2 separate regions of the Homo sapiens genome follow, and region 1 is linked to region 2. A link is a contact called in ENCODE Hi-C or POLR2A ChIA-PET data. All regions are on one chromosome and are shown on one strand. Each heading gives the region's core, a stretch centred on a gene start or an enhancer-like site at or near the end of the contact. The rest is flanking DNA. Distances are from core to core; before and after follow the strand shown.

Region 1 (2,700 bases), core at 122-2,621, 100 kb before region 2:
GCACATTCTAGATGCCAAGTCACTTGCCTGTAAATACTGGAGCACACATTTCTCTGAGTGATAAGCACATTGTTTTAAAGCAGTCAGGAGGTTGTGCAATGTCATCCATCTCCCAGCAGCAGAGTTCACACATCCACACGCAACCTCCTGCTGCTTTATAGATGAAGGTGCCAGGTGAGGACATGAAAAGAATTTGCATTAAACATCAACTGACAAGCTTTTTTTTTTCTCCTGCCCTCTGTGCCGTTGGCACAACCCACCAAATTCAATCAAGTTCTTCTATATCTTCCAATACCCAGTCTGTGTCAAATGTCTCTGATTATCTGAGAACATCGTTTTATGTTGTTTGTTTTATTTTAAGAGACAGGGTCTCACTCTGTTGCCCAGGCTGGAGTGTAATGGCACAATCTCGGCTCATTGCAACCTCTGCCTCCTGGGTTCAAGCTATTCTCCTATCTCATCCTCCTGAGTAGCTGGGATTACAGGCACCCATCACCATGCCCAGCTAATTTTTGTATTTTTGCATTTTTAGTAGATGGGGTTTCACCATATTGGTCAGGCTGGTCTTGAACTCCTGACCTCAGGTGATCCACCCGTCTCAACCTCCCAAAGTGTTGGGATTACAGGCGTAAGCCACTGCACCCACCCTTGTTTGTTTTGTTTTAAGAGACAGGGTTTTGCTCTGTTGCCCAGGCAGGAATGCAGTGGTGCGATCATAGCTCGCTGAGGCCTCCAACTACTGGGCTCAAACGATCCTCCAACCTCAGCCTCCCAAATAGCTAGGACTAACACTACCACTAGTAGTAACTATGCTTAACTAATTTTTTTATTTTTATTTTTTGTAGCGACGGGGTCTCACTGTGTTGCCCAGGCTGATCTTGAACTCCAGGGTTCAAGCAATCTTCCCATCTCAGCCTCCCAAAGTGCTGGGATTACAGGTGTGAGCCACCAATGCCCAGCCCTAATTTTTGTATTTTTAGTAGAGAAGGGGTTTCACCATGTTGGCCAGGCTGGTCTCGAACTCCTGACTCAGGTGATCGCCCCCTCGGCCTCCCAAAGTGCTGGGATTATAGGCGTGAGCCACCACGCCTCGCCTGTCTCAAAAATAAATTAATTAAATTAAATATTTCAAAATACAGAAAAGTTGGAAGACAATACAGCGAACACCTGAACACCCACCACATATTATAGATGCTGCTAGTCACACTGCCCCAAACTTTTTTAAAACTTGCATTTCCCCAGTGATGCTTCCCTGACGGGGTGTGGCTTCACGGGCTCTGCCCGACGGGCCGTCCTCCCTCTGTCTCCCCAGTACCTGGTGCTCATGCTCATCGTCTACATCTTCGAGTGCGCCTCCTGCATCACGTCCTACACCCACCGTGACTACGTGAGCCCGGCGAGGCCTGGGGAGGGGCCTGACCTGCATGGGAGGGGCGAGGGTCCCGGCGCGGCGGGGCGGAGGTCGTCCTCTCTCCCCACCCAGCCCTGCCGGCCCTTGTTCTTCCCTGTTCTCCTCAGATGGTGTCCAACCCATCCCTGATCACCAAGCAGATGCTGACCTTCTACAGCGCGGACACCGACCAGGGCCAGGAGCTGACCCGCCTCTGGGACCGCGTCATGATTGAGGTGGGCGGGGTGGACCGGGTGCTGGGAGGGCCCTGGGCTCCGTCCACAGAGGCCGATAGAGCTCCCGATGTGCCAGCTTTTAGAGGAGTGAGTGCCTTAAAGACATCCGCTCATGAGATCTCTAGGAGAGCAGGGCTGCGGTCATCACCGTTCTGCGGATGAGTAAACAGGCCCAGAAAGGGAAAGTCCCTTGCCCGAGGCCACACAGTCGGTAAGTGGTGGGAGCTGGGATTGGAACCCGGCAGCCTAGCTCCTGACCTCCCTGCTCTTAGCCTACACATACTACCTCAACAGAAATGTTGATAATAACAATGATAGTAACAGCACCATTCACTGAGCTAGGTTTCACACTGTTCAAAGGACTTTTATTTTTATATTTTGAGATGGGGTCTTGCTCTGTTGCCCAGGCTGGAGTGATCATAGCTCACTGCAACCTCCAACTCCTGGGCTCAAGTGATCCTCCCGCCTCAGCTTCCCGAGTAGCTGGGAATACAGGTGCGCCCCACCACACCCGGCTAAGTTTTTTAAATTATCTTTTGTGGAGATGGGGGTCTTGCTCTATTGCCCAGGCTGGTCTGGAACTCCTGGGCTCAGGATTGGAGCGATTCTCCCACCTCCGCCTCTCAAAGTGCCGAGATCACAGGCATGAGCCACGAGTGCCTGGCCTCAAAGCACATTTTTTTTTTTCTTTTTATCTTTTTTTTTTTTTTTTTTTTTTTGAGACAGAGTCTTGCTCTGTCGCCCAGGCTGGAATGCAGTGGCGCGATCTCGGCTCACTGCAAGCTCCGCCTCCCGGGTTCACGCTATTCTCCTGCCTCAGCCTCCCGAATAGCTGGGACTACAGGCGCCTGCCACCGCGCCCAGCTGATTTTTTGTATTTTTAGTAGAGATGGGTGTTAGCCAGGATGGTCTTGATCTCCTGACCTTGTGATCCACCTGCCTCGGCCTCCCAAAGTGCTGGGATTACAGGCTTGAGCCACCGTGCCCAGCCTTTCAAAGCACTTTTAAAGCTTTTTTAATCCTCACGACCACTCCATAAGGGAGATCGGCCTTTTAGTGATGAGGAGACCAAAG
Region 2 (2,700 bases), core at 173-2,672:
CTAATTTTTGTATTTTTAGTAGAGACGGGGTTTCTCCATGCTGGCCATGCTGGTGTCGAACTCCTGACCTCAAGTGATCTGCCCGCCTCGGCCTCCCAAAGTGTTGGGATTACAGGCGTGAGCCACCACGCCTGGCCTAATATTCTATATTTTGTTTAATGTTAATTTTGTTCATTGTCTTCTCCCAGTAGCTTTTGAGCTCCAATGTGGGCAGGGTATATTTTCTCCTGGTTTGGTTGTTGATGTATGTACAAATTGATTAGAGTTTGAGTGAATGAATGAATGAATGAATGAATGAACAGACCAAGACCCTCTGAGATGAGAATTTGTTGAGGGCATGACTAAGGAGAGACCCTCCTGTGAAGGGCGTTATTACAGTGTTATCTGGGCATGCTCAGTATTAGCAGGCTCCATTGGGAATGGCTTTATGGGGGGCATAAGCATGATCTGGCATTTCCCCCTAAGCATTTTCCTAGAAAAAAAAAATCAAGGCTGGAGATTGGCCCGTAATAAGCAGTAGAAGGGGAAACAAGAAAATGTCCAGTGGGCAGGGGAGGCCAAATCGCAGAAAGCCTCGGGTTACGTCCTAGGCAAGGTATATGAGGCAACGAGAAACGTCCATGGGCGGAGCGTCCTCGGCATTATGTGAGCGGGGTCGGGATCAGGACTGAAAAGGTGAGACTTGGGACTGGGACTTTGAAAAGCTGCTTAAGGAACTGGGCACTGCTCTGAGGCCGTGGGAGAATCCAATTAAGACTATCAGGGGCTGGCTGGCGTGGTGGCTCACGCCTGTCATCCCAGCGCTTTGAAAGGAGGCTGAGGAGGGAGTATCTCTTGAGCCCCAGAGATCAAGACCATCCTGGGTAACATAGTGAGACCCCCATGTCTAAAAAAAATTAGCCAGGCGTGGTAGCGCACGCCTGTAGTCCCAGCTACATGGGAGGTATCGCTTGAGCCCAGGAGGTTGAGGCTGCAGTAAGCCACGATTGCAGGACTGCGCTCCAGCCTGGGCGACAGAGTGAGACCCTGTCTCTTAAAGAAATAAAAATAAAAAAGTCAGAAGAATGGACACTGGGAGTGGACGAAAGGTAGGGTCCATTGCTTGGTGTTGGAAGTGTCGGAAGCAAAGCATAAAGAACCTGGGGGCTTGTCTCAGGAGGGCGATGACAGCCAATGAAAAGCAGTCATGGGCGTGGCGCTGTCAAACTTCGAGGGGCGGGACCGAGGACACAGAGCCGGGGCGGAGCCCAAGGTGAAACCAATGAGAAGCCTCCGGGTGGGCGGGGCATCGGCCTAAGGCCAAGGGCGGAGCCAATGAGAAGCAGCGCCGCGTTCCCGCTGCCCCCCGCCCCCGTGGGGCGCGCGCCGGAGCCACGGGCAGCCGTTAGGGGCGGGGTCTGCAGCCGCCCGCGCGCGGCTCGCGCCCTCCCCTTTGTGTCGCCATGGCGGCGGCAGCGGCGACGAGAACGGCGAGCGAGGGGTCGAGCGCGGCCGGGGCCTGAGGAGGCTACGCGACCATGGTGGTAAGGGTCCCACGCGGCCGTCAGCCTGTCCGTCCGGATGTCAGTCTGTCCGTGCGCAGCCCCGCCCCGCGCGCCCCGCCCCCGGCCCCGCCCGATCCCGCGGCCTGTGCTTCAGCCGTGGTCCCTCCCGTCCTGCGGCCCCATCCCGGGTCCCAGCCCGTACCTCGACCCCGCCCCCTAAGCGCGCATCCCCGTCTTCCACGCCCTGGATGGGGTGACAGGGACCTAGGGCCTGGGCTGGGAGGAGGCGGGGCTAGTCCAGGAAGGGACCCGCGCCACCCAAGTGGCCCCTGCAGGGGCCTCCTGAGGCTCCTGGGTCCTTCCCCAGCTCCCATCCCAGCACCTTCCTCGGCATCCTTCTGCCAGCCCTCAGCCCTCCCCGGCGGAGCCCCCTCCTCCTCCCCACAGCCCCTTTCTCATTCCCGAGCCCCACCCCCCACCCGCTCCATCCCCAGCCTGACCCTTTTCTTCTCCTTCTCCCTCATTTTCACCCTATCCCAGTTCCTCTCAATCCCCCCCGCCCCGCATCAGTCTGAGCCTTTGCCTCGTCTCTCCAGCCACTCCTTCCTTACTCCACCCCAACAGGCCAGCACTGTACCTCCCTTGATCCTCGGGTCTGCTCCATCTCCTTGTCCTCATCCCCCTCCCCCACCATTTCCCTCTCCCACCATGCTGCTCCCGCTCATTCATCCATTCATTCCCTCACTTAGCAGACATTCACTGAGACCGCCTCTGTGCAGGCCCCACGCTCCAGGCACAGAGAGAGTCAGCTCCCATCCTGCCTTGGGGAACCTTATGGGCTGGAGGGGGACAGACCCTGAGGGTGAGACCCTGAGGGTGACTGGGGGTTGCAGGGACATGGAGCAGGGAGACGCTACAGCCCAGTGAATCTGTCTGGCAGCTGGTTAATTTATTCATCAGATTTTACCCAGTCCCTGCTGCGCGCGACTGGGCTGGCACTGGGGACCCAGAAAAGAATCAGGAACAATCATGTCTGAACACCAACTCAATGCCCAGCTCTATGCTGGGGAGCTCAGTCTGGGGCCCTCCTTCTGGGAGGCCGGTCATAGTCCAATGAGAGAGATGAACTTGTCACCACCAGTGCCATCTCAGAGTGATCAGAGCTGTGAAGGGAGAAGCTCTGGTCAAGGCATGGAACCTGGGATGGGGGAACCTC

What was found. Hi-C counts contacts between places; a loop is a spot of excess contacts on that map. ChIA-PET counts read pairs that join two places held with the same protein, here RNA polymerase II (POLR2A). Pooled maps may share reads with other maps.
Region 1: a loop to region 2 is called in a pooled map, with 2.6 times the contacts of the local background. The contact joins the promoter of UPK1A-AS1 here to the promoter of ARHGAP33 in region 2. A Hi-C loop is called at or near these places in 4 of 50 pooled maps. POLR2A ChIA-PET finds 5 or more read pairs at or near these places in 6 of 52 experiments (GM10248, GM12878, HEK293 and 3 more).

What each region holds. Positions count from the first base shown.
Region 1 is chr19:35,671,920-35,674,619 of GRCh38, forward strand. It overlaps UPK1A-AS1 (UPK1A antisense RNA 1), which reads right to left and starts at 1,372. Exons shown (of 2, transcript NR_046420.1): 1 at 1,316-1,372. UPK1A (uroplakin 1A) reads left to right here. Exons shown (of 8, transcript NM_007000.4): 4 at 1,313-1,387; 5 at 1,519-1,626.
Region 2 is chr19:35,774,142-35,776,841 of GRCh38, forward strand. It overlaps ARHGAP33 (Rho GTPase activating protein 33), which reads left to right and starts at 1,423. Exons shown (of 21, transcript NM_001366178.1): 1 at 1,423-1,523. The coding sequence starts at 1,518. RefSeq lists an enhancer at 915-974 and a silencer at 1,205-1,684.